3 separate regions of the Homo sapiens genome follow, and regions 1 and 2 are each linked to region 3. A link is a loop called in an ENCODE intact Hi-C map of the cell type or tissue named here. Cell type or tissue: GM12878. All regions are shown on one strand. Links, peaks and the distances in the headings refer to the core of each region. The heading gives the core; the rest is flanking DNA.

Region 1 (10,713 bases), core at 871-8,870, 190 kb after region 3:
ACTCCCACCAACAGTGTAAAAGCGTTCCTATTTCTCCACATCCTCTCCAGCATCTGTTGTTTCCTGACTTTTTAATAATTGCCATTCTAACTGGCATGAGATGGTATCTCATTTTGTTTTGATTTGCATTTCTCTAATGACCAGTGATAATGAGCATTTTTTCATAAGCTTCTTGGTTGCATAAATGTCTTCTTTTGAGAAGTGTCTGTTCATATCCTTCGCCCACTTTTTGATGGGGTTGTTTTTTTCTTGTAAATTTGTTTAGAAATAGTTCTTTGTGGATTCTGGATATTAGCTCTTTGTCAGATGGATAGATTGCAAGATTTTCTCCCATTCTGTAGGTTGTGAGATTAATGTGTTTATGTCCACTAACACAACATCCATTTTGTAGCCAATGGAACAAGAAGTGATTTTGACTTTCACATCTTATTATTTAAGAAATACATCTTGCAAGGCTGTGGGTGCCATGCATAGTGAGTCCTTTGTTGGATCTTGGCAATGTAACTTGAAAACCTTCTGGAAAGGATTTACCATTCTAGAAAATAATAATAATATTTGTGATTCCTGAGAAGAGGTCAAATATTAACATTAATAGAAGTTTGGAAGAAGTTGATTCTAATGTTCATGGATGACTTTGAGGAGTTTAAGGTTTCAGCGGAAAGAGTAATTGCAGATGTGGTGGAGATAGAATGAGAACTAGAATTAAAAATGGGCCCGAAGATATGACTGAATTGCTGCAAGCTTATAATAACACTAACCTATGAAGAGTTGTTTCTTACAGATGAGCAAGGAAAGTAGTTTCTTGAGAGGGGAACTTCTTCTGGTGAAGATTCTGTAAACATAGGATTTAGAATACTACGTAAACTTAGTTGATAAAACAGTGGCAGGGTTTGAGAGGACTGACTCTAATCTTGAAAGAAGTTCTACTGTGGGTAAAATGCTATCAAACATTGTAAGCTACAGAGAAATCTCTCATGAAAGGAAGAGTCAAGTGATGCAGCAAACTTTATTGTTGTCTTAAAAAATTGCCGCAGGCACCCCAACCTTCAACAACTACCACCCTTATCAGCCAGCAGCCATCAACATTGAGGCAAGACCCTCTATCAACAAAAAGACCATGACTTATTGAATGTTCAGATGATTGTTAGTGTTTTTTTTTAGCAATACAGTATGCTTTAATTAAGGTATCATTGTCTTAGACATAATGCTATTTCACAGTTAATATACTACAGTATAGTGTAAACATAACTTTTAAATGCACTAGGAAACAAAATAATTTCTGTGACTTGCTTTATTGCAACATTCATTTAATTATGGTGGTCTGAAACCAAACTTGAACTATCTTCAAAGTCTGTATAAATGAAGCCTAGAAGGATACCATCCAAGCAGTTAATAGTGGTAGACAACAGATTCAAATTTGTACACTTGTGCACTATTTGAACCATTTAAGTAAGCATATATCACTTCTCTAATAAAAAACAATTTTTCATTGGGTAGATCTGTCCAATATCTTGCTACCCACCTAATTATTAGTAAATGCTTTGTGATGTAATTATCTGGGAGGCAGAGCAAGATGGCAGGATAGATGACTCCACTGATCATATCTCCTGCAAGTACATCAACTTAACAACTATCTACCCAGAAAAAAATAAAAAACACCTTCATAAGAACTAAAAACCAGGTGAGCCCTCATAGTACCTGGTTTTAACTACACATCACTGAAAGAGGTACTGAAGAGATAGAAAAAAAGTCTTGAATCACCAGTGCCACCCCACCCCTATCACCCCAGCATTGGCAGCATGTTGAGAAGAGCATCTCTGGGTGCTGAGGGAGGGAGAACACAGCAATTGTGAGCCACTGAACTCAGTGCTGTCCTGGTAGAGCAAAAAGCAAAACCAGACCAAATTCAGCTGATGCCCAACCACAGAGGGAGCATTTAAACAAGCCCTAGCCAAAGGGGAATTACCAATCCCAAAGGTCAAAACTTGAATTCCCACAAACCTCACCACTAAGGGCCAAAGTGCTCTGAGTCTCTAAGTAAACGTGAAAGGCAATCTAGGACATAAGGACTGCAACCCTTAGGCAAGTTCTAGTGTTGAACCAGGCTAAGAGACAATGGAACACACAACCTACTGAGATAGCTGGAGCAGCTAAGGAAATGCTGGCATCACCCTTCCCCTTACCACAGGCTGCACAGCTCCTGACTCCAAAAGAGACCCCTTCCTTACGCTTGAAGAAAGAACAGGAAAGAGAGGGGAAGACCTTGTCTTGCATCTTGAGTACCAGCTCAGCCACAGCAGAATAGGGCACTGCTCAGTCATGAGGCCTTAATTCCTAGGCTCTAGCTCCCAGACAACATTTCTAGACACAACCTGGCCCAGAATAGAACCTATTACCTTGAAAAGAATAAACTATTCTTGGCACCATTTATCACCTGCTAACTGAAGAGCCCTTGGGCCCTGAACGACAAGCAGCAATACCCAGGAAGTACATTGAAGGCCTTGGGTGAGCTTCTGAGATTCACTGGCTTCAGGTGAGATCCAGCATGTTACTGGCTGTGGTGGCTATAGGGTGAAACTCCTTCTGCTTGAGAAAAGCAGAAGAAAAAGTACAGCGGAATTTGCCTTGCACTTTTATGTACCAGCATGGCCACAGGAGGATAGAGAATACCAAGTGGGCTCTTGGGGTCCCTGATTCCAGGTCTTGACTCTTGTCAAGTATCTCAGGACCTGCCCTGGCCCAGAGGGGAGCCCACTGCCCTAAAGGGTGAGTCCCAGGTCAGGCAGCATTCATCACATGCTTATTTAAGAATTATTGGACCTTAAGCGAACATCAGCAGCAGTCAGGCAGAACTCCTCATGGCCTGTGGTGGCCGTGACTATGAGGTGAAGCTTCTCTGACTTTGGAAAGGGGAGGAAAGAGTGGAAAGGACTGTATCTTGTGGTTTGAGTGTCAGCTCAGCCACAGTACAAGAGTACACCCCATAGACTTCTAAGGTTTGTGACTCTAGTCCCTGAATCCCAGACAGAAACTGTGGATTCACTCGGGGCCTGAGAGAACTTGCCACCCTGAAGGGAAGGACACAGGCTTAGCTGGCTTTGCCACCTGCTGATTGTAGAGCCCCAGGGCCTTGAGCAAACATAGGCAGTAACCAGGGAGTGGTTACAGCAGGCCTTAGATGAAACCCAGTGCTGTAATGGCTTCAGGTCTGATCTGGTGCAGTCATAGTGGCGGTGGCCACAGGGGTACTTGTGGCACTCCACCCCTAGCTGTAGGTGGCTCAGAAGAGAGAGAGACTCTGTTTGTTTACTAGAAAGTAAAGGAAGAAAACAAGAGTCTCCAAGGGGTAATGAGAAAATTCTCCCAGATCTTGCCCAAGACTATCAAGGTGGTACATCAGTGAGTCTACAATAACCACAGCGTTATTGGGCTTGGGGTGCTCCCTGAAGCAAATGCAGGTTAGATCACAAAACCCAAGTCCTTGAAAATATCTAGCAAGCATTCCCAAGAAGGACAGGTATAGACAAGCCCAGATAGTGAAGACTACAATAAATACCAAACTCTTCAATGTTAAGCCACTGAAGAAAATCTGCTAACATTAACACCATCCAGGAAAACATGACCTGACCAAATGAACTAAATAAGACACCAGGAACCAATCCTGGAAAAAGAGATGTGTGACCTTTCAGACAGAGAATTCAAAATGGCTGTCTTGAGGGAACCTCAAAGGAATTCAAGAGAAAACAGAGAAGGGATTCAGAATTCTATCAGATAAATTTAACACAGATGAAAATAATTAAAAAGGATCAAGCAGAAAGTATGAAGCAGAAAAATGCAACTGTCATACTGAAGAATGCATCAGAGTCTTTTATTAGTGGAATTGATCAAGCAGAAGAAAGAGTTAGTGAGCTTCAAGGCAAGCTATTTGAAAATTCACAGAAGAGACAAAAGAAAAAATTAAAAAAAAAGAAGCATGCTTTAAAGATATAGAAAATAGCCTCTATAAAAATAGCCTCAACAGGAGAATGGCGTGAACCTGGGAGGCAGAGCTTGCAGTGAGCCGAGATCATGCCACTGGACTCCAGCCTGGGTGAAAGAGCGAGACTCCGTCTCACCAAAAAAAAAAAAAAAAAAGCCTCAAAAGGGCAAATTTGAGATCTGACCTTAAAGAAGAAGTAGAGAAAAAGAAGTAGACAGTTTATTCAAAGGAATAAAAACAGAAAACTTCCCAATCCTACTGAAAGATGGCGGTATTTGAATACAAGAAGGTTATATGAACACAAGCAGACTTAATCCAAAAAGATGACCTCAAGGCATTTAATAATCAAACTCCCAAAGATCAAAGAAAGGATTCTAAAAGCAGCAAGAGAAAAGAAATAACATACAATGGAGCTCCAATACGTCTGGCACCAGACTTTTCAATGGAAAGCCAGGAGAGAGTGGCAAGACATATTTAAAGTGCTAAGGGGGGCGGGGGGAAAACTTTACCCTAGAATAAATATCTGGTGAAAATATCCTTCAAACATGAAGTAGACAAACAAAAGCTGAGGGATTTCATCAACACCAGATCTGTCCCACAAGAAATGGTAAAAGGAATAATTCAATCAGAGAAAAATAAGAATGTTAATTAGTAATAAGTAATCACCTGAATGTAAAAAACTCGCTGGTAATAGTAAGTACACAGAAAAATGCAGCACAGTGTAACACTGCAACTGTGATGTGTAAACTACTCTTAGATACAAAGACTAAAAATAGAATCAATCAAAAATAATAACTACAGCAACTTTTCAGGACACAGAAAGTATAATAAGATGCTGATAAAATCAACACAAAGTTTAAAAGTTGGGGGGATGGAGGGCGAAGTAAAGGTGTAGAGTTTTTATTTTACATACACTGACTCCAGGCTTCCCAGTGAAAGTGACAGCAACTCCAGCAAGGCAGGAGGTTGGACCTCTGTACATACCCCTTTGAAGGGGACTGAATCCAGGGAGCTGAGCAGTGACTGTCTCTGGGCCCTACTTCCACAGCACTACACAGGATAAGACCCACTGGCCTGGAATTCCAGCCAGCCACCAGAAATAGCATTGCACCTACCTGGGACAGAGTTCCTGTGGGGAGGAATGGGCTGCCATCTTTTCTGTTTGGGAGACTCAGCTGTTCCAGTCTTAGGGCTTTTGAGAGTCCAAACTGGCCAAGGGCAGAAGGAATCCCCCAGCACAGCACAGCTACTCTACCAAAACATGGCCAGACAGCTTCTTCACGTGGGTCTCCAATCTGTACCTCCTCGCTGGGTGGGACTTTCCAACTAGGGCCTCAAGCCACCCTCACCAGTGTTCTCAGGCCGATAGAGATTTGAATACACCCTGAGAGGAAGTTCCCAAAGGGAGGGGCAAGCCACTATCTTTGCTGGCTGGGTGACTTAGACATTCGAGCCTGTGGGCTTTGGAAATCTCAAGCTGACTGGGGCAGAAGTGGTCCCCCAGCACAGCAGAGCTGCTCTATGAAAGGCATGGCCAGACTGCTTCTTTAGATAGCTTTACCAATTATGTGTCTCCTAACTGGGCAGAACCTCCCAAACAGGTCCTCCAGCCACCCCTGCTGGTGTTCTCTATCTGACAGACATTTGAATTCTCCCAGGGATGGAGTTCTCAGGAAGAGGGGTGGCTGACACCTTTGCTGTTTGTGTGACTGAGCCATTTCAGTCTGTGGGCTTTGCAGAGTCCAAACCAACCAGGGTCAAAGGAGATACCCCAGCACAGCACAGCTGCTCTAACAAAATGTGGCCAGACTGCTTCTTTGAATAGGTCCTCAATCCTGTTCCTCCTGACTAGATATGACTTCCTAACAGGGGTCTCCAGCCACTTCTACAGGTGCTTTCAGCCAGCAACACCCCCATACCTCTCTGGGCTGGAGGTCCCAGAGGAAGGAGCAGGCTGCCTTCTTTGCTGTTTTGCAGGCTTCACTGATGATACCTCTGGGTGCTGAAAAAATCCAAGGCAACTAGAGATTGGAGCAGACCCCCAGCAGACCACAGCAGCCCTATGGAAAAGTAGCCAGACCATTAAAAGAAATAGAAAACAAAAATCCAAAGGTCAGCAGCCTCAAAGATTGAAGGTAGATAAGCCCAAAAAGATGAGAAAGAATCAGCGCAAGAACACTCAAAATTCAAAAAGCCAGAGTGCCCTCTTTCCTCCAATTACTGTATCACCTCACTAGCAAGGATTCAAAACTGGGCTGAGGCTGAGATGGCTGAAATGACAGAAGTCGAACTCAGAAAATGGATAAAAACAAACTTCACTGACCTTAAGAAGCACCTTGTAACCCAATGCAATGAAGCTAAAAATCATGATAAAACATTATATGAGCTGACAAACAAAATACAGTATAGAGAAGAATGTAACTGAGCTGACAGAGCTAAAAAAAAAATAAAAGAATTTCATAATGCAATCACAAGTATTAATAGCAGAATAGACCAAGTGGAGAAAAGAATCTTAGAGCTTGAAGACTGTCTTTCTGAAGAAGACAGACAGACAAGAATAGAGAAAAATGAAATGAAAAGAAATGGTCAAAACCTCTGAGAAATATGGGATTATGTAAAGAGACTGAATCCATGACTGATTAGTGTACCTGAAAGAGATAGGGAGAATGGAAAGTTGGAAAATATATTTCAGGATATCGTCCATGAGAAATTCCCCAACTTAGCTAGGCAGGCCAACCTTCAAATTCAGGAAATGCCCAGAACCCCAGTTACATTACTCCACAAGAAGATCATTTCCAAGACACATCATCCTCAGAATTTCCAGTGTCAAAATGAGAAAAAAAAAATGTTAAGGGCAGTTAGAGTGAGAGGCCAGGACACGTACAAAGGGAAGCCCATTGGACTGCCAGCAGTCCTCTCAGTGGAAACCCTACAAGCCAGAAGAGACTGGGGGCTAATATTCAAAATTCTTAAAGAAAAGAAATTCCAATCCAGAATTTCATATCTGGCCAAACCAAGCTTCATAAACAAAAAAGAAATGAGAGCTTTTTCAGACAAGCAAATGCTGAGGGAAATCGTTAGCACCAGACCTGCCTTACAAGAGTTCCTAAAGGAAGAACTAAATATGGAAAGGAAAGATCATTACCAGCCACTACAAAAACATGCTGAAGTACACAGACCACTGACACTATAAAGCAACCACGTAAACAAGTCTGCAAAATAGCAAGCTAACATGACACGATCAAATCTACACATATCAATACTAACCTTAAATGTAAATAGGCTAAATGCCCCAATTAAAAGACATGGAGTGGCAAGCTAGTTAAAGAATCAAGACCCATTGTTATGCTGTCTACAAGAGACTCATCTCACATGCAGTGACACACATAGGCTCAAAATAAAGTGATGGAGGAAAATCTACCAAGAAAATTGAAAACAGAAAAATGCAGGGGTTGCAGTCCTAGTTTCTGACAAAACAGATGTTAAGCCACAAAGATCAAAAAAGACAAAGAAGGGCATTCATTACATAATGGCAAAGGGTTCAATTCAACAAGAAGACCTAACCATGAGCACCCAGATTCATAAAGCAATTTGTTAGACAACTTCAAAGAGACTTAGACTCCCATACAATAATAGTGGGAGACTTTAACACTCCAATGACAATATTAGACAGATTATCAAGACAGAAAAGTAACAAAGATATTTAGAACCTGAATTCAGTTCTGGGTCAAATGTACATGATAGATATCTACGAATTCTCTACCCCAAAACAACAGAACATACATTCTTCTCATCAGCACATGGTACTGCTCTAAAATCAATCACATAATCAGAAGTAAAACCCTCCTCAGCAAATGCAAAAGAATTGAAATCATAACAGTTCCTCGGACCACAGTATGATCAAATTAGAACTCAAGACTAAGAAATTCACTCAAAACCATACAATTGCATGGAAATTGAATAACCTGCTCCTGAGTGGCTTTTGCATAAATAATAAAATTACGACAAAAATTAAGAAGTTCTTTGGAACCAGTGAGAACAAAAATGCAACATACAAGAATTTCTGTGACACAGCTAAAGCAGTGTTAAGAGGAAAATTTTTAGCACTAAGTGCCCACATCAAAAAGTTAGAAAGATCTCAAGTTAATAACCTAACATCACAACTAAAAGAACTAGAGAGCCAAGAGAAAACAAATTCAAAAACTAACAGAAGACAAGAAATGACCAAAATCAGGCTGAACTGAAGGAGATAGAGACACACACACACACACAAAAAAAAAAAAAATTCAAAAAATGAGCAAGTCCAGGGGCTGTTTTATTTGGAAAAAATAAAAACTAATAAAATAGATAGACTGCTAACTAGACTAATACAGAAGAAAGAATGTTCAAATACAAAAAATCAGAAATTATAAGACAGATATTACTATTGACCACACAAAAATACAAATAAACATTAGAGAATATTATAAACACCACTATGCAAATAAACTAGAAAATCTAGAAAACATGAATAAATTCCTGGACACATTCACCCTCCAAAGGCTGAATCAGGAAGAAATTAAATCCTTGAATGGACCAATAATGAGTTGTGAAATTGAAGCAGTGGTAAATCGCTTACCAAAAACAACAACAACAAAAAAAAAAAAAAAAAAAAAAGCTCAGAACAAGATGGATTTACAACTGGATTTTACCAGATGTACAAAAAAGAGCTGGTACCATTTCTGCTGAGACTGTTCCCAAGAATTGAAAAGGAGGGACTCCTCTCTAGCTCACTCTATGAGGCCAGCATCAACCTGGTACCAAAACCTGGCAGAGATACAACAAAAACAGAAAACTTTAGGCAAATATTCTTGAGGAACATTGATGCAAAAATCCTCAAAAACTACTGGCAAACAGAATCCAGCAACACATCAAAAGCATATCCACATAATCAAGTAGGCTTCATCCCCAGGATGCAAGGTTGATTCAACCTACACAAATCAATAAATGTGATTCATCACATAAGCAGAACTAAAGAAAAAAGACGCATGATTATCTCAATAGATGCAGAATAGGCCTTCAATAAAATTCAACATCACTTCAGGTTAAAAACTCTCAATAAAGTGATATTGAAGGAAGAAACATACCTCAAAGTGATAAGAGCCATCTATGACAAACCCACAGCCTCCATTATACTGACTGGGCAAAAGCTGGAAGCATTCACCTTGAAAATCAACACAAGACAAGAATGGCCTCTCTCAACACTCCTTTTCAACATAATATTGGAAGTTCTGGCCAGAACAATCAGGCAAGAGAAAGGAATAAAGGGCATCAAATAGTAAGACAGGAAGTCAAACTATCCCTGTTTCAGATGACATAACCCTATATCTAGAAAATCCCATTTTCTCAGCCTAAAGCCTTCTTAAGCTGATAAGCAATTTCAGAAAGTCTCAGAATACAGAATCGATGGGCAAAAATTGCTAGCATTCCTATGCATCAACAGCAGTGAAGCCAAGAGTCAAATCCTGAATGAACTCCCATTCATAATTGCCACAAAAATAATAAAATATCTAGGAGTACAGCTAACTAGGGAGATGAAAGCTCTCTACATGAATTACAAACCACTGCTCAAAGAAATCAGAGAGGACACATACAAATGAAAAATCATTTCATGCTCATAGATAGGAAGAATCAATATTGTGAAAATGGCCATACTGTCCAAAGCAATTTATAGATTCAATGCTATTCCCATTAAGCTGTCATTGATATTCTTCACAGAATTAGAAAAAAAAACTATTTTAAAATTTATATGGAACCACAAAAAGAGTCTGAATAGCCAAGGCAATCTTAAGCAAAAAGAACAAAGCCACGGGCATCACACTACCCAACTTCAAACCATACTACAGGGCTACAGTAACAAAAACAGCATAGTACCGGTACAAGAAGAGACACATAGACCAATGGAAGAAAATAGAAAACCCAGAAGTAAGACAGCACATCCTACAGATACCTGATCTTCAACAAACCTGACAAAAACAAACAATGGGCAAAAGGCTCCCTATTCAATAAATGGTGCTGGAATAACTGGCTAGCCATATGCAGAAGATTGAAACTAGACCCCTTCCTTACAACATATACAAAAATTAACTCAAGATAAATTAAAGAGTTAAATGTAAAGCCCAAAACTATAAGAACCCTGCAAGACAACATAGGCCATACCATCATGGACATAGGAATAAGCAAAGATTTTATGATGAAAACACCAAAAGCATTTGCAACAAAAGCAAAAAAATGATAAGTGGGATCTAATTAAGCTTAACCACTTCTAAACAGCAAAAGAAACTATCAACAGAGTAAACAGACAACATACAGGAGAAAATTTTTGTCAACTATGCATCTGACAAAGGTCTAACATCTAGCATCTATAAAAAACTTCAACAAATTGACAAGAGAAATAAACCATTAAAAAACAGGCAGAGGACATGGACAGACACTTCTCAAAAGAAGACCTGCATGCAGCTAAGAAGCATATGAAAAAAAAAAAAAAGCTCAGCATCACTGATCATTAGAGAAATGCAAATCAAAACCACAATGAGATACCATCTACACCAGTAAGAATAGCTGTTTTAAAAAAGTCAAAAAATAACCGATGCTGGTGAGGCTGTGGAGAAAAAGGAACACTTATACTCTGTTGGTAAAAGTGTAAATTAGTTAAATCATTGTGGAGGATAGCATAGTGATTCCTCAAAGACCTA
Region 2 (10,713 bases), core at 1,491-9,490, 1.3 Mb before region 3:
CTGCTTTTACATTGTCCAATCAAATGTGTAGTCATATTGATGGTTCACGGTCCTGAAAAGAATGCGGAATAGCTGCTTCAGATGGGAGCTATAGTTGCTATCTGAGTTGAAGTATGTGATAAATTCTGCAGGAAACCCCTTACATAAAACTGCAACAGTAGTGAACATCTTGTTTTCACTAATCTTTTTATAATTTTGTTTCTTTGTTGCAGCCTTTAGCCCTTGCCTATTTTTAAAACTTTATATTTTTTAACTTTTATTTTTGTAGAGATAGTGTCCTGCTATGTTTCCCAGGCTGGTCTCAAACTCCTGGGCTCAAGTGATCCTCTGACCTTAGCCTCCCGAAGTGCAGAGATAACAAGCATGAGCCACCTCAACCAGTCCCTTTTCTATTTTAGTTCTAGCCACTGAAGCTATAAAATGTCAATATGAATAGTCAAATTATTTAAGGAAGTGGTTTAAATTTTAACTATGTTACCAATATTAATTTGTATTTATTTGTATTTATAATGCACTATATTATAATAAATAGTATTAATTTAAAATATGCTAGTCTTTTCTTTTTGAGACGGAGTCTTGCTCTGTCACCCAGGCTGGAGTGCAGTGGCGCAATCTCTGCTCACTACAAGCTCCGCCTCCTGGGTTCACGCCATTCTCCTGCCTCAGCCTCCTGAGTAGCTGGTAGTACAGGCGCCCGCCACTATGCCCAGCTAATTTTCTTTTGTAGTTTTAGCAGAGACGGGGTTTCACCGTGTTAGCCAGGATGGTCTGGATCTCCTGACCTCTTGATCCGCCCGCCTCGGCCTCCCAAAGTGCTGGGATTACAGGCGTGAGCCACCATGCCCGGCTGCTAATCTTTTAATTAAAAACTTTTTGTGTGTGTGGAGATGGAGGTCTCACTGTCTTGCCCAGGCTGGTCTTGACCTTTTGGCCTAAAGTGATCCTTGCATCTCAGTCTCAGGATTACAGGCCTGAACTACCATGTCCGGCCCCTAATCATTTTTCATTTTTCCAGTGAATCCTTTTCTATTTAATTTATTTTGAGTGAATTTGTATTATTTACTACCAAGTCATCAAGGTATCACCAGTATATCATTTTCACATACCACATTTAAAAAAAATTTAAGTGGTCAACTGTCAAAAGCTGCTAAGGAGTTAGTTAAAATAAGAGCAGGGAAGGTTTCAATGAATGTAGTATCACAGAATTAATTTCTGATCTTGACAAGAGAAGTCTCAGCTGAGTGGAAGAAAATTATTCCAAATGAATACTACTGAGGGAAGCATGTGAGGTGAGGAAATAGAAAGTGATACTATAGGCAACTCTTCCAAGAAATTTAATTTAGACAACATTTTCAATAAATTTAAAAACACATTTATTTTCAATAGAGACAGGAGTCTTACTATGTTGCCCAGGCTGATCTGGAACCCCTGGCCTCAAGCGGTCTTCCCACCTCAGCCTTCCAAAGTATTGAGATTACAGGTGTGAGCCACTGGACCCCGCCCCAAGAAGTTTAATGGTGAGGAGAAACAGAGAAATAGGTCATTAGCTTCAAGATCATGTGAAGTTAAGAAGGATTTCGAGGAATGAGGTGGGGGTGGGGATTGTTTTCAAGAGAAGCAGATACTTGAGGATATTTTCGGGGGATGAAAATGATCCAGTAGAGAGGGAAAAATGACAGTAGATAGTTCTGATTTTAGTTATTTAAGGAACACACAGAAGAGCAGATAATTGCAAGGATGAAGCCTTTGATAAAAGTTACAGGGGTCAAGTGTCAGAGCAGTCAGGGAGGAGCAATCATATGGGTATGATTGCTCAAAGTCTGGTTGTTTTAGGGGCTGGATATTTTTTCCCAATACCAACCCAGCTCATTACCTGAGAAAAGGAGAAGGGAGGAAGTTCAATGGAAATATTTATGTCAGAAAATGGGAAAGAAAACCCTTAGGAAGATGGCACTATCGTGACCAAATAAGTAGAAATGACTAAGCTACTAAAAGAGACTCCTTAAGATTATATTCTGTATCCTCTAAATGGACAGAGCTACTTATCTTTCAAACATATAAAGTAGCAATAACGACAATTGGTTGCTATTATTGAGCATCTTACTTATGTGCTTTTTTAATTTTACAAGGCAACTGTAAGGCTAGAATTTTTTTTTTTTTTTTTTTTTTTTGAGATGGAGTCTCGTTCTGTCACCCAGGCTGGAGTGCAGGGGCGCAATCTCGGCTCACTGGAAGCTCTGCCTCCTGGGTTCACGCCATACTCCTGCCTCAGCCTCCCAAGTAGCTGGGACTACAGCTAATTTTTTGTATTATTAGTAGAGATGGGGTTTCACTGTGTTAGCCAGGATGGTCTCAATCTCCTGACCTCGTGATTCACCCACCTCGGCCTCTCAAAGTGCTGGGATTAGAGGCATGAGCCACCATGCCTGGCCAAGGCTAGAATTTTTAAATTACTTATTAGTTTATTTTATTTTTAAAAAACATTTATTTTAAGTTCAGGGGTACATGTGCAGGTTTCTTACATAGGTAAACTTGTGTCATGGGGGTTTGTTGTACAGATTATTTCATCACCCAGGTATTAAGCTTAGTACCCATTAGTTATTTTTCCTGATCCTCTCCCTCCTCCCACCCTCCACCCTCTGCTAGGCCCCAGTTTCTGTTGTTCTCCTCTATATGTCCATGTGTCCTCATCATTTAGCCTCCACTTACAAATTAGAACATGCAGTATTTGGTTTTCTGTTCAGGGATTCAAGTTCTTCCTGATTCAGTCTTGGGAGGGTGTATATGTCCAGGAATTTATCAATTTCTTCCAGATTTTCTAGTTTATGTGCATAGAGGTGTTCATAATATTCTCTGATGGTTATTTGTATTTCTGTGGGGTCCAGTGGTAATATCCCTTTATCATTCTGATTGTGTTTATTTGAATTTTCTCTCATTTCTTCTTTATTAGTCTAGCTAGTGGTATATTTTATTATTTTTTTCAGAAGACCAGCTCCTGGATTTGTTGGTCTGTTGAATGGTTTTTGGTGTCTCTATTTCCTTTAGTTCAGCTCTGATTTTGTTATTTCTTATATTCTGTTAGCATTGGGATTTGTTTGCTCTTGGTTCTCTATTTCTTTTAGTTGGGATGTTAGGTTGTTAAATTGAGATCTTCCTAATTTTTGATGTGGGCACTTAGTGCTATACATTTCCATCTTAACACTGCCTTAGCTGTGTCCCAGGGATTCTGGTACATTGTGTCTTTGTTTTCATTCATTTCAAATCACTTCTTGAGTTCTGCCTTAGTTTCATTATTTACCCAAAAGTCATTTAGGAGCAGGTTATTTAATTTCCATGTAGTTATATGGTTTTGAGTGAATTTCTTAGTCTTGACGTCTAATTTGATTGTGCTGTGGTCTGAGAGAGTGGTTGTTGTAATATCAATTCTTTTGCATTTGCTGAGCAAAGTTTTGTATTTGATTATATAATCAGTTTTAGAGTATGTTCCATGTGGTGGTGAGACGAATGTATATTTTGTTGCTTTTGGGTGGAGAGCTCTGTAGGTATCTATCAGGTCCATTTGATCCAGTGCTGAGTTCAGGTCCTGAATATCTTTGCTAATTTTCTGCCTCAATGATCTGACTAACATTGTCAGTAGGATGTTAAAGTCTCCCACTGTTATCGTTTGAGAGTCTAAATCTCTTTGGAGATCTCTAAAAACTTGCTTTATGAATCTGGGTGTTCCTATGTTGGGTGTATATATATTTAGGATAGACAGGTCTTCTTGTTGAATTCATCACTTACCATTATGTAATGCCCTTCTTTGTCTTTTTTGATCTTTGTTGGTTTAAAGTCTGTTTTGTCAGCAATTAGGATTGCAACTCCTACTTGCTTCTGTTTTTCATTTTTTTGGTAGATTTTTCTCCATTGCTTTATTTTGAGCCTATAGGTGTCATTGCATGCGAGATGAGTCCTTGAAGACAGCATACCAATGGTTTTTGTTTTTTTTTTTAATCCAGATTGCACTCTGTGCCTTTTCATTGGGGCATTTAGCTCATTTACATTCAGGTTTAGTATTGATATGTGTGGATTTGATCCCATCATCATGATGTTAGCTGGTTATTTTGTAGACTTGTTTATGTGGTTGTTTTATAGTGTCAGTGGCCTATAACACACTATGTGTGTTTTTGTAGTAGCTGATAATGATCTTTTCTTTCCATATTTAGTGTTTCCTTCAGGAGCTCTTGTAAGGCAGGTCTGGTGGTAACAAATTCCCTCAGCATTTGCTTGTCTGAAAGCAATCTTATTTCTCCTCTGCTTATGAAACTTACTTTGGCTGAATATGAAATTTTGGGTTGAAATTTCTTTTCTTTAAGAATGCTGAATATTGGCTTCCAATCTCTTCTGGCTTATAGAGTTTCTACTGAGAGGTCCTCTGTTAGTATGATGGGGTTCCCTTTGTAGGTGACCTAACCTTTCTTCCTAGCTGCCTTTAACATTTTTTCTTTCATTTCAACCTTGGAAAATCTGATGGTTATGTATCTTGGGGACGACCTTCTTGTGAATTATCTTACTGGAGTTTTCTGCATTTCCTGAATTTGAATGTTGGCCTTTCTGGCTGGGCTGGGAAAGTTTTCATGGATAGTGTCCTGATGTATGTTTTTCAAATTGGTTCCATTCTCCCCATCTCTTTCAGGTATACCTGTCATTCATAGATTTGTTCTCTTAACACAGTCCCATATTTCTCAAAGGTTTTGTTATTTTCTTTTCATTCTTTTTTCTCTATTCTTGTCTGCCTGTCTTATTTCAGAAAGATAGTCTTCAAGCTCTGAGATTCTTCCTTGGTCTATTCTACTATTAATACTTGTGATTGCATTATAAAATTCTTGTAGTGTGTTTTTTAACTCTATCAGGTTAGTAATATTCTTTTATATACTGGCTATTTTGTTTGTCAGCTCCTGTATTGTTTTACTGTGATTCTTAGCTTTCTTGGATTGGGTTTCAATGTACTCCTGCAGCTCAATGATCTTTGTTTTTATCCATATTCTGAATTCTATTTCTGTCATTTTAGCCATCTCAGCCTGGTTCAGAACTCCTCCTGGAGAGGTGGTATGATCATTTACAGGAAAGAAGGCACTCTGGCCTTTTGAGTTGTCAGAATTCCTGCGATGGTTCTTTCTCATCTTTGTGGTTGAATATTCCTTCAATCTTTTAAGTTGCTAACCTTTGGATTTTTTTTTCCTTTTATCCTATTCGATGATCTTGAGGGTTTGATTGTGATATAAGGTGGATTCAGCTGATTGGCTTCATTTCTGGAAGATTTTAGGAGAGTAATGCTCAGCTCTCAACTCCTAGACTGCATGCTTTAACTGAGGGGGACTTGTATTGAGGCTCAATGTTGTTCTCTGGCTCCTCAAGGTTAGAAATCCACTGTGCTGGGGGAGGGGGCCCACGGTGCTCCCAGACTGCTGGTCACTGCACTCTGATGGGTGGTCTCAGCCTAAGCATTTCATAGTGCAGTGGCAGCATGATTCATTCTCATTTGCATGTGCCAGAAGCAGCGCTGTGGGGTGTATGCTCCATCAGCTGTAGCAGGGTGCTAGTGGGTGCTGGGATGCCTGCGTCCATGAGGGCACACCACAGTGGCAGAGGCAACACACATGCTAGAATTTTAACCATTTTATTGTTGTGGAAATTGGCCTAAAGAAGTTAATTCTTCCAAGATCACAGCTAGTGATAGGCGGGGATAAAATTCAGATATATAGTCTTTCTCAAATTTCATCATCCCCTACTCATACCACTGAGCCATGCTTTCTCCGTAACGTGCATTCTTGTTACTGACAGTGTCAGACCATGGAGACCCTGGGGACAGTGATGGGTAAGGAGAAAAGATGTTATGGGGACACTTATACAAAGGCAAACCTCTACAGTTACACAGAGAACACAATGAACCTGTAGGTGCATTCAGTTAATTGAATGTCTTCATCGTGTCTCTGAATATGATGCAGACATTGTATTGTTTGGATCTCTCTGGAAAGCAAAAATCTTGCTTGGTTCACACCAAATCACAATTATTAAAAGCAGATAAGTTGTTTTTCTATGGTCCATTTTGTTCTCAAATCCTAGTTTTCAAAATCCTTTTACTATATCCAGATTTTGCAAAACTTGCTATTTGTTTAATGCAACAAAAGGAAATGAAATTCCTGTGTTTCCAAAATGCCACAGGTCCAAATTTGTATCTCATGTGTTTTTGACCATCTTAACCACCAGAGGGGAGTATGAGTCCACCTATTAAACTGAGCCGCAGATGGGTTTACTTTTAACAGGTGTTTGGTATGAAATGCTTGGTCTCAGACTTCCTAAAATAATTTCAAAAATTATGAATCCAATTTAACAGTTTAAGTTGATATCTAAAATTTTTCCAGATAAGACATAATTTTTGTATGTTATAATAAAGGATATAATTTCTAGTGCATTTTAAATATTGGAATTTGTGATGGTTAATATTGAGTGTTAACTTGATTGGCTTGAAGGATGCAAAGTGTTGTTCCTGGCTGTGTCTGTAAGGGTGGTGCCAGAGGAGATTAATATTTGAGTCAGTGGACTAGGAGAGGCAGACCTACCCTCAATCTGGGTGGGCACAATCTAATCAGCTGTCGGAGCAGCCAGAATAAAGCAGGCAGAAGTATATGGAAAGACTAGACTGGCTTAGCCTCCCAGCCTATATCTTTCTCCTGTGGTGCTGGATGCTTCCTTCTCTCGAACATTGGACTCCAAGTTCTTCAGCTTCGGGAGTTGGACTGATTTCCTTGCTCTTCAGCTTGCAGATGGCCTATTGTGGTACCTTGTGATCATATGAGTCAATACTCCTTAATAAACTTCCTTTTATATATACATCTATCCTATTAGTTCTGTCCCTCTAGAGAACCCTGACTAATATGGCATTTTAAAATAAAATAGTACATTTTTCATATATCTGAAGGAATCTAAATAACATAGCAGTTTGATACTCATCACTATCCATTAAAAAATTATATGGTGAGGTGTTGGGGAGGGACTTGTGCTTCCTGTGGGTGGTGCCCCTCTCCCAGCCCTGCCTAGACTCATCCTTGTATTCAATTAAATAAGTTGTTTTTTTAATTGATAGATAAGTTCTCTCTCTCTCTCTCTCTCTATATATATATGAATATTTATATATATATGAATATTTATATATAAACTATTTAAAATGTACTTTTAAAACATACTTTTACTATTAAAAGTAACTATTTAAAACTATTAACTATTTAAAACATACTTTTCTGTTTTTATTGAATTAATCATACACATAATATAAGGACAGAAATACCTCCACAAAACTTTTGTAAAAAAGAGCAGTCCCTTGCCTCCCCCAGCTCACCCCCAGCATTGTCTACTTCCCTTCTTAACTCTCTTGATTGATTCTTGTGGTTGTAACTGACTTAAATCTATATAAAAGGTATGTATTTCTACTTCTCACTATTACTGTTTTAGGCATTAACTATTAACTTTCTATTACGAAAGGATTTAGTTGAATTTTATCTCCAGCTTCCCCTCCCACGGCATCCCCCTGCCACATCTTTCCTGTATAGATATAACTTTAATAAGGACAATGTTCTGGCAGGCATGGTGGCTCATGCCTAATCCCAGGACTTTAGGATGCTGAGGCAGGAGGATCACTTGAACCCAGGAGTTGGAAACCAGCCTGGGCAACATGATGAGACCCCATCTCTACAAAAAATACAAAATGTAACTGGATGTGATTGCACGCACCTGTAGTCCCAGCTGCTAGGAAGACTGAGGTGGAAGGATAACTTGACCCTAGGAGGCGGAGGTTTCAGTAAGCTGAGATCATGCAACTACAGTCTAGCTTTGGAGACAGAGTGAGACTGTCTCAAAAAAAAAAAAGAGAGCAATGTTCAGTGTTTACATTATCATGACCATGTAAACAGTTTGTTGATGAACCAGGCAGTATTTTGTGGTTACTTTTTTTTTGCTAGCACAATATTTATCTTCCTTGGAATTTTTAAGTGTCTTGTTTGTCAATATACTTGTTTTTTTTAATGTACTTAATTTAGTCCCAAACTCTCCCTTAATTGTGTAAATCTTCAATTATGATGTTCAAACACATTAGATACTCTATCAATTTCATCTCTTTAAGAAGTTTCTTCCAAAACTTTCTAACCTTTCCCCTTCAGGACTGGTGGGCTTCTACCCTGGCGTGTAACCATAGCCTTGGGATTTTTCTTCATTCTGTAAATGGGGGTTCTCTTAGTCTCCCTCCTGTGTTGGATTCCCTGGTTCCTGGATCTCCTATTTTCCTCTTTGGTTTTTCTCTTATTTTATGGAGTGTATTCTCCAGTAGCATTCTAAGAAAGGATAAATAGGAATTAAGTTTTTGAGAATCTATTTCTAAAAATGTCTTTTTTTTCTAGTCTCCCACTTAATTGATAATTGGGAAGACTTTAAAATTCTAGGTTGGAAATAATTTTTCTTTTTTTCTAGTCAATGTGCAGTTTTCATGAAGGTAGTAGTGAGGTTCCATATCCAGGCAGTTTTTATCTTGATGATTATTTCAATTGAACTAGAACATTACATTTGTGCATTACTGAGAATGGGAGCAAGTATTTGATAACAATCAGTTTTCCATGTTTGTATTGAAAATGAACCTGAAGTTAAAGAGCGATTGCTCACTGAAAATGGCTTTAGTTACTTTCTTGGACACGGTGTGGATGAGTTATCACATTAAAATAACAACAGCCACCAAAGCAACCTATACAGTTGGATTGGGCACAGTGGCTCATGCCTATAATCCCAGCACTTTGGGAGGCCAAGACAAGAGGATTGCCTTAGCCCAAGAATTCGAGAACAGCCTGGGCAACATGGCAAGACAGAAATACTCTTTACAAAAATCTCTCTAAACAAAATTTTAAAATTAGGTGGGCCCGGTGGTGCATGTCTGTAGTCCCAGCTACTCGGGACACTGAGGCAGGAGGATTGCTTGAGTCCAGGAGTTCGAGGCTGCAGAAGGTATGATTGTGCTACTGCATTCCAGCCTGGGTGACAGAGCGAGACCCCAACTAAAAACAAAAAGGAACCTATAAGGTTGATTGCTTTGACACGTGAGGTTAAACTTGTAGGTTTCATGTAGTTCTGGAAAATTTCTTCATGTTCTGATTACGCATTTGTGGGGTTGGGTACTTAAAGTTTGTACAATAATATATCATTGATTTAATTCTCTGAAAAATGAAAAAATATTAGGTGCTTAAAAAGAGTAACACTCAGCAATGGAATAATTTGAGCCACAATTTTGTCTTCTGATGAAAATTTATATCTTATTTTCAACATATAAACTTGTGAGATTTTGGTCTTGAAGTGTTAGATTCTGGCTATTCACTAGAGTAACACAACATGAAACTAAAAATATAATCTTTCCTGGCATTTTCAGCATCATGATGAAGTGTTTTAATTTCATCTCTCCTTTCCAAAAGTCATGTGAGCAACTTTCCTTTCAAAATCTCGGTAACTGTAGTATGAAAAAGCATAGTTATTTACTTACTCATTATTTCTTCATATAACATGAAGAAAGGAGTTATAGTAATTACCACAACTTAATTATCTTAATAATTTTTACAATTTCACCTAGTCCTGAATCATTCATGGTCAGGCGTCATATTTTCTTCACAACTGTTTTCTGTGAATAAAGTAGTGCATACATTGGCATTAATGTATAACCTATTTTATTTGCAATTTACCTCTTTTCTTTCCTTCATATTCAATTGGAGCATATGAGTCACCCATTTGTATCCTATGTCAGGGGCTGGTAAACGTTTTTGGCAAAAAACCAGAGAGTTAATATTTTAGGCTTTGTAGGTCCTATGGCCTCAGTTGAAACTACTTGGCCATTGTAGCATGAAAGCAGCCATAGACAAGACATAAACAAACAAAGGTGCCTGTGTTTAAAAAATAGCATTGTATTTATGGATACTGAAGTATTAATTTCACAAAATTTTCATATATCAGGGAATATTGCTTTTTATTTTATTTTAAAAACGCTTTAAAAATATAAGTCTATTCTTAGCTGGAGGGCTAATAGGTGGTGGGCCAGATTTGATCTGTGGGCCATAGTTTGTCAACTCCTGGCCTATATTATGGCTCAAAAAGAAAACCAATTAACCAAGTCTGTTCTCATGTAGTCTAGGTTTTCAGTGATAAACGAAACAAATAAAAATCATCAAATGCTCACTTTATATGTATTACATATATGCCCAAATCTAAATCATACATTTACCATTGGTAGTAATTTAACAGTAAAGTGAATTATCTGCTAACACAAAGAAGAAAATTATTGCTCTAACACTTTTATACCATTTATATTATATCTAACAGTGTCATTTGAAAAATGAATTTTACCAGTAGCTTAATTTTTTTTATTTGTTCATTGGCAGGCAGATATGATTTTTTTTTGTTATGGTAGCCTGAACAGACTAAGACATTGATATATTTTAATATTTCTATGTTTCTAATTATATTTTTACAGTTCATGTAAGGCATTCAGAAAGAAAAGCCGGCATAAACATGAGAAGGAAACCACTCTTGTCAGAAAAATCCTCGGTGGGAGCAAAACTGGATTTTTGAAACTTGGGAAGATAAAATACCTATAAGTTTTAAAAAACAAGGCCCTCAGTGACACAGGTGACCTTGTACAGAACTCAG
Region 3 (10,713 bases), core at 1,873-9,872:
TTCTTGGGACCTGAACCGAGACAGTTATCATAATTCATGTGTTAATCTACCCTTTCTCTGAAGCTTCTCTGAAGCTTTTAGTAGCTTCACAGACTAAAAGCTTGGCTCAGTTGACTTAAAAAAAAAATAGGTCTTGGCTATCTGAAGGTTCCACACTCAGTGCTCAATTAGCACTTTTTACAGATTTCTATTGTTTGTGTATTTATTGGTTTACCTGTCTGACAAGAAGCCCCACCAGACTACGAACTTCACAAGAGTAAGTGCTGTATGTTAGTTTTTACCCCACCAGATATAGCACACGGTCTCATATGATAACCCAGCAATTCAATTTAATTCACTTAATTAAAGTGTAGAGTTGTACAATAAACAGATTATGACATTACAATCAGAAGCAAATCTCTTATGGAACAGAGAATCTGAGTGCACTTTCACTTAAAAAATTAACCCACCCTGACCCAAATGACACTTTACCTATTGCAAGCTGCTGGCGCATCTGTTCACTTACACACAGTTTATGAATGCTGCCTTCCAGTTGTTGCTGCCTCATTCCTATACAACTTTATAACAGTTTTTAAAATCTGATTCTGTAACATGTTAGGAAATAAATCAGGCAAGAAACTGACAATCAAAATCCTTTTGGGGTTTGAGGAAAATGACTCAGCATGCAAAACTCTCCACAGAAGTTTACTGTATCCTTAAAATTTAGCTTAAAACACTGCTACCTACAATGCACTCATATTCATCACATTAATAGATTTGACACTGAGGCCTAACAAAAGCAAAAATATTCAGAAGGTAGTTTGGGAACAAACATTATTTCACAATACATTATTTCACAATGTAGGTCCAATAAAGATGAATGGGACATTTTAAATAAAGAGATATTTGCAAATGAAGTAATTGCTTGATGGAGTCCTATACCTGATGAAATGACTAGAGGAAAAATCTGAACTTGAAGAAATTCACAAACCAGGCAGTTAGCTCCGAGATGATTTGGAATGCACTGCATATGCATGGCCTTATTTACATACAGCATTCTACCAGCTGCAAATACAAGATGTGGATCTATAATATGTACCCATCTACTGTATCCACATATACAATATCTGATGTAATGAAATGGAAACTTCTGATTCCTTCACTGTCATAATCAACACATTTATATTCATGCTTCTTCTTTTTATTCATCCCAAGTGCTAAGTCACCAGGAGGTACTAGGCAATACTTTTAATATCCTAAGTCTTGTTTTTCCCTGTAAAATGGAGATAAAGCCCATTTCGTTATCAAGTCTAAATATCCTGCTGATCAGCAATAAAAAAGAGAAAAATATGCCAAATTGAACATTTTTCTTTTTTAATTTCAAGAATCAGATAAAAAATGAGCAGCACCTTGGATGTCAAAAATAGGCTAGCAAGAATGCATGTTGAAAGTTGATTTGACCAGATAATTTAAATTGGAATGTCTAATTCGCAAAATATGAATTTAAAGAAATAAACATGGTCACATTTTTCTTTCTGAGAAACAAAAAACAGCATATGCTACAACTTTGTTTTCAACAAATAAGGGAATAGTGTCTCATATGTGTATGTGTAAATATCACTATTTACACATATACACATATTGAGGGTAACATAGAATATATAGGAATTTGTTTTAGAGAGAGTTTACAGGACAAATGTCAGTGGATAATTTTAAGCACAATGTCAACAGTGCTCTATTTTTCTTCCTGCTAAAAATGTCATAATGAAACAGTGAAAATCACTTTTTCTCCCTAATTAAAGGCCACATGCTGCCTCTGTAGTAATCACAGATCTCATTAGTGCCCACTGAGAGTTATGGTATCACTCACATTAAACAGACACTTTATATCAATAATCCCATGTGTTTCATGTGTTTGCATCTTTTGGTTGTTGCAAATAAATTCATTGATTGAAATCTGATTTGTAGAAATTTGTGTTAGCATTTGGAATGTGAAATCATTTTTTTTTTCCCTGAGAGATGTGGGATAGGGACAGGATAAAATGTGTATTAGGCAATGATGAGCTTCAGTAAGATAATAATACATGTCTTATTTTTGATATGTGATTTAATACCTTTTCTATAGACAATTCACCACAAGAAACTCAGTGTGATGTTAACGCATTTACAGATCTGATGCTGTATCTGTACTATCCTTTCTCCATTAATAATCACCCCATCCCATAAAAGAGAAGATAATCAAAGATTTAAAAAAAAAAAAGCACATATTGATCACCTGTTCTGTACCTGGCAGTTAAGTTGTTAATTTTATGTCATACTTATGCTAGCAAAGTTAAGTGGAGAGTGGCAGCCATCGTCCACAGGAGTCATATTTTAAATAATTTGCCCAAATTTTAATCCACTGTCTTTTTTCTTCTTAGAGATGAGCTCTCTTTATGTTACTCAGGCTGGAGTGCAGTGGCTATTCACAGGTGAGATCCTGGTGCACTACAGCCTGGAACCCCTGCACTCAAGTGATCCTCCTGCCTCAGCGTCCCATCTCAAACTCTCTTTGGGTGCTAATGAGATCTGGGACTCAGGGGCACTCATCCACACCTGGCTTGTCCACTGTCTTAAGCAAATATACTCCAATACACACATTTTAACCTGAAGATTCTCAGAAGCACATTCTGAACATATTTTAAATGCCTTTTAGAGTAAATGGAATGATAAATTCATGTATCAGACTTTTACATTAAACTGTAAGCCCCTAGAAGGTAGGAATTGCATCTTACTCAATTTAGCATTTTTGAAAGTATTTATCACTATGGTTTTCTTTCCTTTACATTGAGTGAATAAATGCTATATATGGTAATTGCTAAATAAATATTTATTGAAGTAAAGAATATTTTACCGTATGTGGCAAACAGACGCTAGAGTGACCTCCAATGATTCCCATCTCTTGTTCATACCTTTGTGTCCAATCCCCTCCCACTGAGTGCAAATAGGACCTGTGACCTGCGAGTTGCTTTTTTTGTTGTTGTTTTCTTTTTTTCTTTTTTGGAGACGAAGTCTCAGTTCCACTCTGTGGCCCAGGCTGGAGTGCAGTGGCATGATCTCAGCTCACTGCCACCTCTCAGGCTCAAGTGATTCTCCTGCTTCAGCCTCCAGAGTAGCTGGGATTACAGGCGTATGCCACCACCCCCAGCTAATTTTTGTATTTTTATTAGAGACAGGGTTTCACCATGTTGGCCAGGTTGGTCTCAAACTCCTGACCTCAAGTGATCTGCCTGCCTCAGCCTCCCAAAGTGCTGGAATTATAGGCATCAGCCACCGTGTCCAGCCTGCTCCTAATCAATAGAATATGGCAAAGGTGACGACATGTCACTCCCATGAGTAGTTTATATTTTATAAGACTCTGTCTTAACAGTCTGAAGGGAGAGACTCTCCTTGCTGATATGATGAGTTAAACAGCTGTATTGGAGAAATCCATACAACAAGGAACCATGGGCAGCCTATAGGACCTGGGTGGACTCCAGCTCTCAGTCAGCAAAATGCCAGCCTGCTTCATATGTGGCCACCAAACATATATTTTAGGAATGTAAAAAACAGCTTAAGACTTAACAAAATATCTTGCTGTACAGCAAAATTATTCTTGACATTTCTTTAAAAATAAAATAGTGAATCACAGACTTTTTAGAATTTAGGGTCCAGAGGTTGCAAACACATGCTCCCAAAGACCAGACAAGAAATATAAACAATCAAAGCAGTCCAGGATTAGAAAAGCATAGTAGAGCAAGCGCTGTATAAATGGCAATTGCCATTCATTCTCATTGTTAGGGACGTGATAGAAACTGCAAGACTGTGGCAAGGTAGAGAGCATAAGCCTCACCTAAACACTGCAGCTACTTCCTGCCTTCAAATGATCATTGCTCCCACTATCACTAGATCTTTTATCATTCATTTTGAAAAAATAAAAAACATGAATTATTATGGGGAAAAATCACCTGCTGTCTAACATTGAAAAACTAATTATTATAAGGTGTTCAGTCCTGACTTGGTCATGAAGGGCTAGTCACATAAGACACGCACTCTGATTTGACTCAAGCCCTCATGTTAGAGCTGAGGAAATAAAGATTCAATAAGGGTAAGTTACCTGTAAAAGGCCCTACAATTAGGAAATAGAAGACTTGGTAATTATAAATCCAGTTCATGCACCTGGAAACTATAATAAGTCATTAGAAATTAAGAATTCACAGGCAATCCTTTTTGAGTATAAATTATTAATCCGTGGCAATTGACTAAAACAAGGTACAGAGAGTTTTTTCATGGAAATGGCATGCTTGTGGGTTTAAAGAAGCCTCATTTGTTTATTTGGACGTTCAAAAGACAAAAGCAAAATAAATGCAAAATTCATTCAGTGTAAGTATGACAAATAACTATTTACCAGTCACATGCAATGCTAACAGTGCTTTAAATATTCATATGCTTCAGAGTGAGGCTGTCAGCTTTATCCTTTGTCTGAGTCACACTGCCTTCCACTAACAGAGAGTGAATGTCAAACCACAGCTGGGCTTCTTGGGATACAGGCAATTAAGGGATTCACAATAGAGGTGTTTCTCCTCTAGGTTCTCAGGAGTGATGGAGCAAAAGAAATCCAGCATCCCATCTTCCTGTGCAGAGCCACCCAACCTTTCACTCAGCTGTAGTTTTGGTCTTTCACTCAGCTGTTTCTGTGGTTTATGACTTAGTGGCATATAACTCAGATTTCAGATCTGATCATTTCAGTAATAATTGGCCAGATGTGAAAGTGTGGATAATCAATAGTATTATTGTATCCTGGGTGGTCAACAGGTAACAGGTACACAAATTCATATGATTTACAACTCAGGCAAACTGGCAGATACACTCAGGGTGCCTAATAGTGTAGATTTTTAAAAAGGAAGAAATATCAGTAGCAGTTTTTTTCTTAGGAAGATCCAATGGATTTTTAGATTTGCATTATATCACTGTGCTTATTCAACATACTATTAAGAACACTCAAAATTTAGCTGAGCCATTATTTATACCAATTAAAAGAGGAGCAAAATAGCCTAAATTTGTAACTGAAAAAGATTTGAATTTGGCTTTGGGGAACATTAAGGAATTTTTCCCTCATCATGTTTACTAAATACCTGTTGTAGGGATGACTCACTAAGTAGCTCTAGAGGGAAAGAAAAGGCATTGGGAAAGTAGCCAAATGTATCTTAATTTGATAGATTGAATCCCTGCCATTCATTTTTAAAAGATTGGTTACGGACTCGTCCTTTGAAGAAACCCTCTGTTTCATCCACGTTTCTGGCTCCTAACAGAGAATCCTCCCTGCGCTTCCCCCTCACCAAAAGAAAACAATTTGGAAAAATTATCTTCCTTTTCATATTATAAAGTTTATTAAAGTAGTGTGTACCTGGGCTCAAAACAAACAAACGAAAAACAACTTAGTACAGAAAGGTTTATTTTGAAAAGCAATTAATAACTATTTGTAACATTTTTTCTGTCCCCTATTTGTTCTGGCAAAAGAGAAACGCTTTAATTCTGCTAATTGTTCCCGTTTCAGTTGTAATGTTGATAATCTTTAAATTTTAAAAGAAAATCTTATGCATTATTTCCAGATTTATTAACTGTCATATATCATTTATTGACTTTTTGCTATGATAAATGAGGATAAAACTGACTCTCTAGAAGCACTACCCTGGTTCATAATTGAGTAGGAGTGGTCAATCCTCATTCTATTTTTCAAAACTAAGAAAAAAAAGTTAAACTAGTAGCATGCTTTTCTTCACAGGATGTCTTTTAAATCATTGCCAAGGACACTGCTACTTTAGGCATCAGTGAACTGGAATTCTATAGAGGTATTAGAATGTTGAAACCAAAGAATATGATTGAAGATATGGGTTGGTGAGTCAATTACAACTATAATCTTCTGCTCCCTTCTGTTTCTCCTACCTTGAACCCCAAGCAACCTTCTCCAGGAAATCTTTTAATGATTCTCTTATCTATCACTTTCAATGATGCATTTTACTCATAGACTTTCATGATATCTATAGTTTCTTGACTTCTTACTTTCTCATTTGAGTTTCAGCTTCACTCTTGTCTCCTAAATGAAGCTAAACACTTCTAATCATTCTCCTTAAGGGTTAACTTGCCCCTGCCTCATTACAGAACTATTTAGTTACCAAGAACCAAATTACTGTCTTTCTACTATAACCTCATGTCATTTCTATCCACACATTTAGAATTGATGTGGTGGAAAGCACTATCCACCAGGAACCCACAAGCTGACTTCCACTTCTTGATTTGAATGTGTGGCTTGGGACACATCTAGAAAAACAAAGGGATGAAGTAAATGAACCCTCAGCTCTGACCATCTGCCTACTTGGTGCAGGCACAGTGGTTAGCCTCCTTTGGCTTTCCAAAGGGCCGACACTTTGTCAATATGCACCACTATGGCCACACTAGTTGTTAAGGGCAACTTCTGTTCTGATTGGTCAGTACCCAGTCAGAATAATCTATTCTCCCAACCAATATTTATTGGGTTCCTACCAGCAGCAAGGTATCTACTAGACCCTGAATATTTATTGGATAAAATATATATTCTAAGTCAAAGTGTCTCTGCTAGTAATGTAATGTGTGACTTTGGCCCAACCACTTAACATGCCTGGGTTTCAGTTTCCTCATTTGCAAAACAGGAAATGTTCAAAGTCTGTTTTTCTCAAGTGATTTATGAGTCAGTAATGATTACACTCAAATTGGTAGAATTCACTTTTTAAAGTTACAAGTAAAGGAAATAGGTCATATTTTTACAAAAGCAATATGTTAGTTTTTAATTATAAAGAAAAGTAAAGCCAATTACCAGGGGAAAAATCAGTGCAGCCATTTTCTCCCTGAATAAATGTCTAATTATCTACAACATCTCATTTTCCAGTTTCTAGCCATATTTATATATTCAGTTGTTATTGGAATTTTCACCTTGAGAAGATATCCTGATTTGACAGAGCAAAATATAAAATATGATCTTGAAGATAAATAAATCCATTGAACTCTGCCAACCACAATCCCACTCTGTTCAAAGCTGCAGTCGGGTTCTAATTCCTCAGCAAAGAGATGAGCCTGTGCTCTGTGCCAGGCTGTGTGAACCATGTGACACAACAAAATGTGTAAGAAATTATCTCCACCTTCAAATAGTTTAAGATGCAGTAATGTGACAAGCACAAAACGTAACATGACTGTAAACAGACATGGCCTGGTGAGTCCCTAACATGTCATGACATTTCAAGAGCAAGCACTGTGTGGTTTCACAGAAAAGGGCTGCCAAAGAAGATGGGATGTAAATCTCACTGATTAAAAAAAATCAGTAGCTAACACACACAGAGACACAACATATATGCATAACACCTATGCAGATGTGTTTATGTGTGTGTGTATATATAGTGAGAGTGAAAAATGAGAACCCATTCTTATCATTAGATTTAAAGAGAACACATACATGAAGTACTTAGAACAACGCTTAGCATATAGTAAGGGCCCTAAAAGGATGAGCTGTTAGGTCATAGGAACACTGACATTTGAGAAGGCCAGAACACCCATGAGAGTCACAAATGATCACTGAACATCCTTCACACCCCCAAGCCCCAAATTTCTGACCCCTCTCTCCTGACAGGTTTGCCAGCAGAACCCAACTAGATGGACCGGTTCCTCTGGAACCTGTGGTGGGCATGCCACCCAGGTAGGCCAATCAAAGGGCCTCATCTGCTTGGCTATTTTGGTTGATCTACCAAGAGGCACGTAACACTGGTGGCATCAGATTTCTTATCTGGATTTTTCTCAAACCTGCCACTGCCCTATTCCTGCCAACCATGCAAAAATACCAATTTATTCCATGGAAAGAGAAAAAAGATTAACTAGGAGGAGAGATCTCATTACCTGACAGGAGATAATGTCTTTGAAAAAATTAAACAAGCACCAGAGAACAGAATAACTAGGGATTTGTAGCCTTTAAAATATTTTAGCCTCTAGAGATACCTATAATTGTGCTTTTAGCATGAAATCTATGAAATAAATTTTGAGATTTATGGATATTTATTTTTCCTATGAAAATTTTCTTGGAATCATAATGGTGTAGTTTCTGCACTATGTCTTTTAAAAGCTAGTTGCAGGTGGGATCTCTCTCTCATTATGTGAAAGGCTAGCATTTGCTCAATTTAAATGTGTGTATTCTTTGCAATCTTTCCCTAACAAGTTTCTTTATAGCACATCTCTTGAAAAAGTGCAGTATTACTTGTTAGAAAATAAAACTTTTATCCTTTTTAAAAAGCATTAATATATGAAGTTAATAATCTTGATTGTAAAAAAGAACTTTCTGAAAGGAAATGACACTTTTACAATCTTGAGTTGATAATAGGACAAAAGAATGACTTCATGTATAAGAAAGACAGAGAGAGAAGTGTTCGAATGTTCTACAGAACAAAGACCTCAGAAATACAAATCTCAAAGCCATTCAAGAAATAATTAAGCAAGTTACACATGAATATGCTGTGCTATGAAAATGCTGAATTAAATATCTGTAGTGTATCCCCACCCAACTGCAGGTAAAGACTGCTACTTCCTTTTCTAAAGAAGTATCCTCTATAAGAAAGCTTTCAGCCAACAGTAATAGTCCTTTGTGTAACTGCAGATGTTCAGCAATAGGCATTATTGAGTCGGCAGGGAAGCTGCTCACCAGATTTTAGAAGGAGATGACTATTATAATAAAAATCTGTCAGTCCTGCAGTCACAATTTCAATTCAGCCCTGACCCATAAGCAGGAAATCCATCTGCAGTGTCTCAGTTCCCCTCTGGCTTATCTTCAGCCTTGGATGCTTTTGCATACTCTCCTCTGCTGCTTCCATTAACCAATTAGGTGCTGAGGCAGAAGCAATCTTAACCTTGACAGCCCCTTTATACTTGGTCTCTATTTTTCACTGCTTTGTGGCACAGTCACACTGGCATTCTATGTTATTAATAATGTATATTTTATTAGGTGATTTTTATTAGCAATTATCTGTCATTTGATAAGCCTATTTATTAGCTTTTGCAGCCATGTAACTAACCCAAGCAGGACTTTCAGAGGAGAAAATAAAGACAAAGGAAGACAAAGGCACTAAAAGAATGAAAGATAGATATGGGAGTACACTCTTGAATTAGGAGTTTGCTGACTAGACTAAAAAAAAAAAAAAAAAAAAAAGCATATTGAAAGATTGTGGGCAGACTTACTCTTATAGGATGGGACCTTGCTGTTGTAGGGTACTGCTATAGGGATTACTGATGAGATTGATTCAGAAGTGAGAATATCAAAAGTGAGCTGAAGAAACCAGTAGTAATCAACAGCTAGCTACCAGGAAAAAAACAAAACATCTAAATCCTACTTTCAAGACTTTACAGGTACTTTTCAGCCCTCATCAGTTAAAACTCTGTGCCCTAGTCTCCAGGGAAAAGCAAGGATAATGATGTTTATAATGTTCTAAGTCCTCATCAAAACACAGTCAGATGGCTTTGTACTGAATGCCTTTCAGCCTGTGAAAATCTGGGGAGCTGGCCTGAGGCTTTATCGCTAAATCTGAGAAGGTGCTGCTTTTCCATATTTCCCTCCCAGCATCTCTGAATTTGTAAAAGTCACCCACCCTCCGTTTCTCCATCTGCACATCAGAGGAATCACAGTATCCACCAACCTAATTTGTGGGGATATATGAGTTTCTAATGAGACAATATTTATATAGAACTTTGAGCTTCTAGGGGGATCTGCTCTATAAATACTAACTATTCTCAGGGTAATATTAGCACAGTTAATTGGATAAAATGTGGGCATTTATAGTTAGATAACAAGAAAAATAGTCCTTCAGCAAAAGAGAAAATGGCTGCTGGGGGATTACCCCTGGAATTATTCATCTGTCCTCCTTCTCCTGTTTCTGTTTAGTATGAATGGCGAGAGTGGGGAGTGTGGAAAAACAGATGCGACTCAGAGGTGAGACACTAGACCGCGGGAGCACATTTACATCTGGGTGTGTATTTGGGATTTGACCTCTCAACAAAGAAAAGGACACATGAGGCTTCTTGTTTAGATTTAAAATATAAACAAATAAACACGGAGGGAGAAACACTTAGTGGTGTGGCTCTTTCACTTTTTGAATTAAATTATGTTTTCTTAAGGAGACATGCTGTATGTTAAAGGCAGAAATGGAGAGTGGGAAAAGGAAGAAAATAAAGGGACAGGTAAACCATGTGCACAACAAAGAAAAGCAAAAGTTAGTGGTTTATAGCAGTAAGTAACGCCTACTCAACACTTGACAGTTAATCAACATGCTGATTTCATTTATTCCACGAAACGATCTTGGAAGTGAGTGTTATTAGATCACCCTCTGTCTCAGCTCTGGCTGCAATAACAAAGTACCAAAGATTGGGTGGCTTAAACAACAGAAATGTATTTCCTCACAGTTGTAAAGGCTGAAAGTCCAAGATCAAGGTGTCAATAGGGTTAATCTTTTTTCTGAGGTTTTTCTCCTGGGTGTATAGATTTATGTCTTTTTCCTCTGTCTTCACATGGTCTTCCCTCTGTGACTATGTGTGTCCTAATCTCCTCTTCATATAAGGAAACCAGTCATATTGGAGTAGGTCCCACCTTAACAACCCCACTTAATCTTAATTATATTTTTAAAGCCCCTATCCCCAAAAACAGCAACA

The links. Hi-C counts contacts between places; a loop is a spot of excess contacts. Peaks named below come from ENCODE experiments on the same cell type or tissue, not always from the same donor. Only the 100,000 strongest peaks of a DNase experiment are listed, where the experiment ranks them.
Region 1: a loop joins it to region 3, with 2.4 times the contacts of the local background. A loop is called at or near these places in 2 of 110 quality-filtered maps.
Region 2: it touches region 3 in a loop (3-fold over the local background); 6 of 110 quality-filtered maps call a loop at or near these places.

Annotation. Positions count from the first base shown.
Region 1 is chr5:97,350,544-97,361,256 of GRCh38, reverse strand. No RefSeq gene overlaps it. Among named protein-coding and RNA genes, the nearest start is that of LINC01340, 150 kb to the left of the region's middle. In GM12878, for the core only: a CTCF peak has its summit at 5,575; DNase peaks (open chromatin) are centred at 5,316 and 5,683; H3K4me3 peaks cover 3,008 bases; H3K27ac peaks cover 2,278 bases.
Region 2 is chr5:98,822,894-98,833,606 of GRCh38, reverse strand. It overlaps the pseudogene CSNK1A1P3. Among named protein-coding and RNA genes, the nearest start is that of RGMB, 55 kb to the right of the region's middle. In GM12878, for the core only: a CTCF peak has its summit at 6,249 (motif pointing right); no DNase peak of the experiment used is centred there.
Region 3 is chr5:97,544,141-97,554,853 of GRCh38, reverse strand. All of the region lies in intron 2 of LINC01340 (long intergenic non-protein coding RNA 1340), which reads right to left. Among named protein-coding and RNA genes, the nearest start is that of LINC01340, 45 kb to the right of the region's middle. In GM12878, for the core only: no CTCF peak of the experiment used is centred there; DNase peaks (open chromatin) are centred at 6,321 and 6,653; H3K27ac peaks cover 342 bases.